2 separate regions of the Homo sapiens genome follow, and region 2 is linked to region 1. The links are chromatin contacts, found by Hi-C or POLR2A ChIA-PET in ENCODE. All regions are on one chromosome and are shown on one strand. Each heading gives the region's core, a stretch centred on a gene start or an enhancer-like site at or near the end of the contact. The rest is flanking DNA. Distances are from core to core; before and after follow the strand shown.

Region 1 (3,305 bases), core at 439-2,938:
TTTCTGTTTTGTTTTACCTACAAAAGTTGAAACTCTTCAATCCCGCCATGCCTAGAGACTATAACGTAATGTTGTAAGGGCCAGTATTGAGAGCTAAAATTAGTTCAGACCCTACAAATCAAGGATGACACAGATGCCAAAACAGCTAAACAAAATGCTTGCATTTTGTATAGCTAATTGCAACAAGCCAAGATTACAGCAGCTCAATGCATAGAATTTATAGATAAGTCAATTTTGTAACCCTTGCCTTTTGGTTTTTGCCTCTTAACATTGCTTAAGAGGGGTTTTAAGGTTAATGAGTGCCTGCCCACCTCCTTCCCATCTGACCTAGAACGTTTAATTGGCTGTAACTCTTTTGACTCTAAGTCAGTTGGCCGCAGGAGGGACATGATGGACTCAGGGCAGGTAGCACACCACCCTGGCATTGATATGGGACAAAATTAAAGTTTGGACACTGATACTGTCTCTGGGATACCTTGACCAAAAAAAAAAAAAAAGTGGAATGCTGTTTTGAAGGCATGAGCCTAGCCATTCCCCATCTGCGAGCATTTGATTAGTAAAGCTTTCACCACAGGTCACTTCTCATGTTTTTGGCCTCTAGGCAGCAAGCAGCCAGACGTGAGCCAGTTGCAATAGCAGCATTATTGACAATAGCAAAAGGTGGAAGCAACCCAACTGTCCATCCACGGATGAATGGATAAACAAAACGTGGTATATATATATTATTCAGCCTTAAAAAGGAAGGAAATTCTAACATATGCTACTATATGGATGAAACTCGTGGACATTACACTAAGTGAAATAAGGCAGTTATATAAATACAAATGCTGTATGATTTCACTCATGTCAGGTACCCAGAATAGTCAGATTTGTAGAGACACAAAGTAGAATGGTGGCTGCCAGGAGCTGGGGATAAGGAAGAATGAGGAATTATTGTTTAATGAGTACAGAACTTCAGTACTGCAAGATGAAAGAGTTCTAGAGATGGATGCTGATGGTGGCTGTATAACAATATGAATGTACAACTGAACTGTACACTTATAAATGGCTGAGATATTAAATTTTATGTGTATTTTGCCACAATTTAAAAAAAATTAAATGAAAGTAGGCCAGGCGCGGGGGCTCACACCTGTAATCCCAGCACTTTGGGAGGCCGAGGCGGGCGGATCACTTGAGGTCAGGAGTTCGAAACCGGCCTGGCCAACATGTGAAACCCCGTTTCTACTAAAAATAGAAAAATCAGCCGGCGTGGTGGCGCATGCCTGTAATCCCAGCTACTCGAGAGGCTGAGGCAGGAGAATCGCTTGAACCCTGGAGGCAGAGGTTGCAATGAGCCAAGATCGCGCCACTGCACTCCAGCCTGGACAAGAGCAAGATTCCGTCTCAAAAAAGAAAAAAATAATGAAAATAAAAAGAAACTAACTGTGACTGAAGAACAACCCACATCAATGAAAACCAGTAGGGAAAGGAGACCTTCCCACTGCCCAGCTAATCATAGCCTGACCACCAGGCTGTGGTAACTGGAAACCAACGGCGTGGCAAGTGTAGGTCTGGGGCTCCGCGCAAGGAAGGACTGCAAGGAAGCCGCAGGTTAAAGCGGGTCAACCCGCAAAATAGGCTGCCACTGCGCAGGCGCCCATTGCGCCTACCAAGACACCTTGTAAACGTGCCCGGAAATGACGCCTGTAATGCTGAGACAGACTCCCAGAAGATCTGAGCGAGTCGCGTAGCTGAGCCCGGCAGGGGCTGGGGTGGTGCTGCTGCTATGAGCTGCACCATCGAGAAGATCCTGACAGACGCCAAGACGCTGCTGGAGAGGCTACGGGAGCACGATGCGGCCGCCGAGTCGCTGGTGGATCAGTCGGCGGCGCTGCACCGGCGGGTAGCAGCTATGCGGGAGGCGGGGACAGCGCTTCCGGACCAGGTCAGGCAGAGGGTAGGAGTCCAGTGCTCTCGGATTCTGGGCACTGAAGGGTGGAGAGCGAGGTAAAGTGGGAACTCGGCCTGGAATTTATTCCCGGTCTCAGAGGGCGGCGGTGAGACCATTTTCCTGGGTCGGGGCTGAGAATCCTGCCCTGGAGCCCTAACTTCTGCCTCTTCAGTTGCATCTGCCGCTGTTCTCTTTAAGGCATGCTTAGTCTGTCTCTATTTGTCCAGTATCAAGAGGATGCATCCGATATGAAGGACATGTCCAAATACAAACCTCACATTCTGCTGTCCCAAGAGAACACACAGATTAGAGACTTGCAACAGGAAAACAGAGGTTAGTCAGGCCTTTTCATATCTGGTAATAGTTTAAAGTTATTGCAAAATTGCCCTAAACATTTACAAAAGTGTACATATATTTCCAGGTCAGTACTTTTAGTAGGAGAGTCCTCCTGATCTGGCCCAGTAACAATAAAGTTTGTTAGATTACCCTTTTCAAGGTCATCTGACTAATATTGCAGCAGCTTACCAAAGAGGTGCTGTGTAGAGTTGGTATTATTGCATGGTTTATTTTTAAGCATCCTCAGATGTGTAACAAAAGAGTTCATAGCCTCATGGACTTAAAATTTAATGTTTAAGTATTAATATAAACACTGAAGGTAAGATTTAAGGTTTTGTTTATGTTCTTGTTTGTGCAAGGTGAAGCAGCAGAATTTTATTCTAAGGGTATATATTCTTAGGCTTGATTAGTACATTATTAATGATTGTGGTATTAATAGTTGTTTACCAGAGGGGTTTCACATATATCATTCTACTGTATTCTCATATCTTCATTTTTATCTACCACAATGCAGTTAAGAAATAGGCTCAGAAGAAGCTAAATGATTTACTTATGAGTATTAACCAAGCAAGTTACAGAACTGAACTCAAACACATGTCTTCTGATGATACATCCATTGTTGTTTCTGCAAGACTTTGCTTCTCTGCCTAGAAAGTTACCTTTCACATAGACTTTAACTGTTCAGTTTTGCGGACTTAAACATTGATTTACAACTTTAGATTCATATTATCTATATAGTGTTACAAAATTCCAACTGTTAAGACTTTGGATTTGGGAACTGTCTCTCAGACATCACTGCCAAGTTCTTTTATTTTTTGACAGAGCTATGGATTTCCTTGGAGGAACACCAGGATGCTTTGGAACTTATCATGAGCAAATATCGGAAACAGATGTTACAGTTAATGGTTGCTAAAAAAGCGGTGGATGCTGAACCAGTCCTGAAAGCTCACCAGTCTCACTCTGCAGTAAGAAACTTTGAATAAATTCGAAATGAACCAAATTGAAATCTTGAGATTGTTTTAGATTGTGTGCTTGTTTT
Region 2 (3,766 bases), core at 373-2,872, 1.6 Mb before region 1:
CGTGAGAATCTTCCTACCCTGTTTTCTGATGTCTGAAGTCCCAGGGCACAAAATTTTCAACTTCAAGCTCTGATCCCAATTAAATGTAGACACTCTCAGAAAGGGTCACTATCTCTTAATGAAACTGCATTTTAGCCGGGCGCGGTGGCTCACGCCTGTAATCCCAGCACTTTGGGAGGCCGAGGCGGGCGGATCACAAGGTCAGAGATCCAGACCATCCTGGCTAACACGGTGAAACCCCGTCTCTACTAAAAACACAAAAATTAGCCGGGCGTGGTGGCGGGCGCCTGTAGTCCCAGCTACTCAGGAGGCTGAGGCAGGAGAATGGCGTGAACCTGGGAGGCGGAGCTTGCAGTGAACGGAGATCGCGCCACTGCACTCCAGCCTGGGCGACAGAGCGAGATACCGTCTCACAAAAAAAAAAAAAAAAAAAAAAAAAGTGCACTTTAGATGTTTTCCTGGTGGGGGGGGGGGGGAGTGGGATATAAGTAGCAGTGTTCCAAGTACCAAAACCTCCCTGAGTCATCTGTGAAAAGCCATTTGGCAATAATACTGAAAGCTTTTAAATGCTCACATTCTGACTTAGCAGTTTCACTCCTGTGAATATAACCTAAGGAAACTGATCTCAATACTGAAAGGACTTTATACACAAGAATGGGCTGGGCAGCAAAGTGCTGTAATCCCAGCACTTTGGGAGGCCGAGGCCGGGTCGAGGGAGAAGCACCTGAGGTCAGAAGTTCGAGACCAGCCTGGCCAACATGATGAAACCCCGTCTCTACTGAAAGTACAAAAATTAGGTGGGCGTGGTGGCAGATGCCCGTAATCTCAGCTACTCAGGAGGCTGAGGCAGGAGAATCTCTTGAACCTGGAAGGCGAAGGTTGCAGTGAGCTGAGATCGCGCCACTGCACTCCAGCCTGGGCGACAAGAGCGAGACATCGTCTCAAAAAACAAACAAACAAACAAACAAACAACCAAACAAAACAAAAAAGAATGAATAATTTATAATCGTGAAGCTTTGGAAGCCACTTGAATGTTGAACATTTGCGAGATGCTCAGAGAAGTGACAGCGTATCAACCCAATTTTTTAAAGTCCTGCCATTAAAAATTATAGGTAGGAAGCGTCAGTACTAACACGGTGAAAATGTTCATGTTACAAAGTGGAAAACAACCCTGGATTCAGTTTAGTATGTGCGTTTTACCACAGCTATGTAGAAACAAATCCATACACATGGAAATCGAATGAAGTGAAACGCATGCAAATGGTAATGATGCTGTGCTTGGAGGCAGAATTGGAAGCAGTGTTAAAGTTATTTATCATCATTCGTGTTTTTAAAATGCCGTGTGATGGCCGCAATACTTCTGTAACGAATGATGTTTAAGCACGGAGCCCTTCACTGGCCGACGCGCGGGTGGGAGATAGGAGCCGCGCCCAAGCTCAGGTGGCGGCTGCGGGCAGGGCCGCCTGGGGCCGCAGCCGGGCGCGCTCCCGGCGGGGACCCTCTGCTCTCCTTGCAGACGGAGGCCGCGCCGGGTTTGGAGGCATCCCACAGCCTCAGGCCGAGGACCCGCCGCGAAGCGCCGCCTCCGCGGGTTGACCCTCTGCAGCCGCCGTAGCGCAGAGACGAATCCGCGCTCCCCCAGGCTGTCGCGCGAGCTCCCCGGAAGCTCCCACCTGAGCGGCGCATCCTCAGGGCCTGGGCCTGGCCTCCTTGCCTGTGAGATGGCACTGTGACGGTGCCCACCTCGTGGGGTGTGTGAGGGCCGAGTGAAATCGTGCATTTGCGGTAAGAAAGTGCTTATCACGGTGCCCAGTCCTAATATGGGCTGCCAGCCTAAGTACAGAGTCCCAATCCCAGCCCAAAGGCCAGTTTCCAGGTGAACCCTTGTCGGGGAGACCACCAGACGGAACAGTCCCAGTCTACACTCCTGCACCGAGCAGGGGACAGTGTGGACCGCAGAGAGGTCCGAAGTCCCTTTAGAATAAGGATGGTGCTTCAGGGTTGTTAAAAGGATTAAATGAGATGATATCTAAAGGGATTAGCACAGTGGCTGGTGCTAAAATAAATCATTTTCTCTACTGCCACTGCTCTTACAACCAGACGCCTGGAACAGCCTGCTGGTTCGTCTCCTCATTTGTAAGCTGGAGTTAGTAGGTGTGTTGTGAAGGTTGAGAGAATATGCATAGGCAGAACCTGGCGTTTAATATTTGGGAAGTGGCAGCAATTCTTTCTTCATTAATCTACAAGCTGCACTGTGGTAGGCACATACCCTTAGCACCGATTCTTATAAGTGCAGGTAAGAGAGAGAGAAGATATATTGTGTAAGTCGAAGGAGCCAGCCGTGTCCAGGCCACCGCAAAACCTCGACAGTACTGTACCAGGGCCCTCTTCAGTGAATGAATCTCCTCTTTGGCCTGTTTGCTGTCTGTTTGCATTTGCTGCACCCATCAGTTCCCAAACCTGGTCTCTAAAGTCAGGAGCTCAAGGAAGCTTGTCCCAATCCTAGAAAACAAGTACAGCACACACCAACAGCAGCATCCCTAAAAGCCAGCCCTACTGGCAATGCGGGCCCTGCAACCCGTAGGTAAGTGGGACACTCTAAGCTTCTTGGAAACAGCTAACTCAGGGCCTGATTAGCTTACTCCCGCCTCCTGTCTTCAGGAAATCAGACTGTGTAAAATAAGAGAGAAAAGAAAATTGACATAAGTCTATTCCACTGTCTAATGAAATGTGTTTCACTTGTGTTTAAAGTGAATTGTGGGCTGGCGTGGTGGCTCATTTGCCTATAATCCCAACACTTTAGGAGGCCAAGGCAGGCAGATGGCTTGAGCTCAGAAGTTTGAAATCAGCCTGGCAACATGCAAAAACCCCATCTCTACAAAAAATATAAAAATTAGCAGGATGTGGTGGCGCATGCCTGTAGTCCCAGTTACTCTGGAGGCTGAGGTGGGAGGATGGCTTGAGCCTGGCAGGTCGAGGCTGCAGTGAGCTGTAATCATGCCAGTGCACTCCAGCCTGGGTGACAGTCAGGTCCTGTCTCAAAAAAAAAAAAGTGAATTGTAGTACCAGCTACATTTGTAGAGCCCTTTCTCTTTACAGTCATGGTGCTAAATTCTCTGATCTCATTTAATCCTCCCAACCACCCTCACAATGCTGTGTCCATTTTACATATTGGAAAGCTAAGACTCAGGTTAAGAGAGACTTGTTGAAGGTCACAGCTAGTAAGCTGCAGAGAACCAGAAAGTGAATCTGGGTTGATCTTGACTCTAAACAGTTTGCTTTTAACAACTATACTCCTTTGAACATATTTACCCTATTTTCTTCATTAAGTAAAATGTTTTCTGTATCTTAATTTTCAGAACCTCTAATACAACATTTTGCAGAACGTATTTTCTAAGTATCCCCGATCCCCGCAATCCAGGCTGCCTTCTGTAACCTTTTAGTCATTGCAAACACATAGTAGATGCATGCTGAATTTGTGAGCTTGGCACCACACATGACAGGCTTTGGTTAGGGAATTCAGCTGCAAGCAACCAAACCCTCAGAGCCAAAGCCAGGGGTGCTAGGACCTCTGGCCCTGCAGTGGCCCTGATATGGCCTTTGTGTCCTGCCTCAGAGGCCTTTCTATCCCCACAGTTACTGGGACAAAATGTCCTATGCTTTCACCCTTATGTGGCTCCAGATGTAGGATTTAATTTTTTAGAAATCTGCAATACTGCAGCAGAAATGTAGTTATGAGTCAGGGATGTGTATGTGTGTGTGTCTG

What was found. A loop is a pair of places that touch in the nucleus more often than their neighbours do. ChIA-PET counts read pairs that join two places held with the same protein, here RNA polymerase II (POLR2A). Pooled maps may share reads with other maps.
Region 2: a loop to region 1 is called in a pooled map, with 3 times the contacts of the local background. The contact joins the promoter of ATP1A1-AS1 here to the promoter of SIKE1 in region 1. A Hi-C loop is called at or near these places in 1 of 168 maps with a recorded cell type or tissue (vagina) and 3 of 50 pooled maps. POLR2A ChIA-PET finds 5 or more read pairs at or near these places in 1 of 52 experiments (activated T-cell).

Annotation. Positions count from the first base shown.
Region 1 is chr1:114,779,068-114,782,372 of GRCh38, reverse strand. SIKE1 (suppressor of IKBKE 1) reads left to right here and starts at 1,688. Exons shown (of 5, transcript NM_025073.3): 1 at 1,688-1,924; 2 at 2,158-2,263; 3 at 3,089-3,231. The coding sequence starts at 1,766. RefSeq lists enhancers at 1,306-1,425, 1,666-1,905, 1,370-1,935, 1,936-2,502.
Region 2 is chr1:116,416,478-116,420,243 of GRCh38, reverse strand. ATP1A1-AS1 (ATP1A1 antisense RNA 1) reads left to right here and starts at 1,622. Exons shown (of 3, transcript NR_027646.1): 1 at 1,622-1,785. RefSeq lists a silencer at 1,414-1,543 and an enhancer at 1,503-1,797.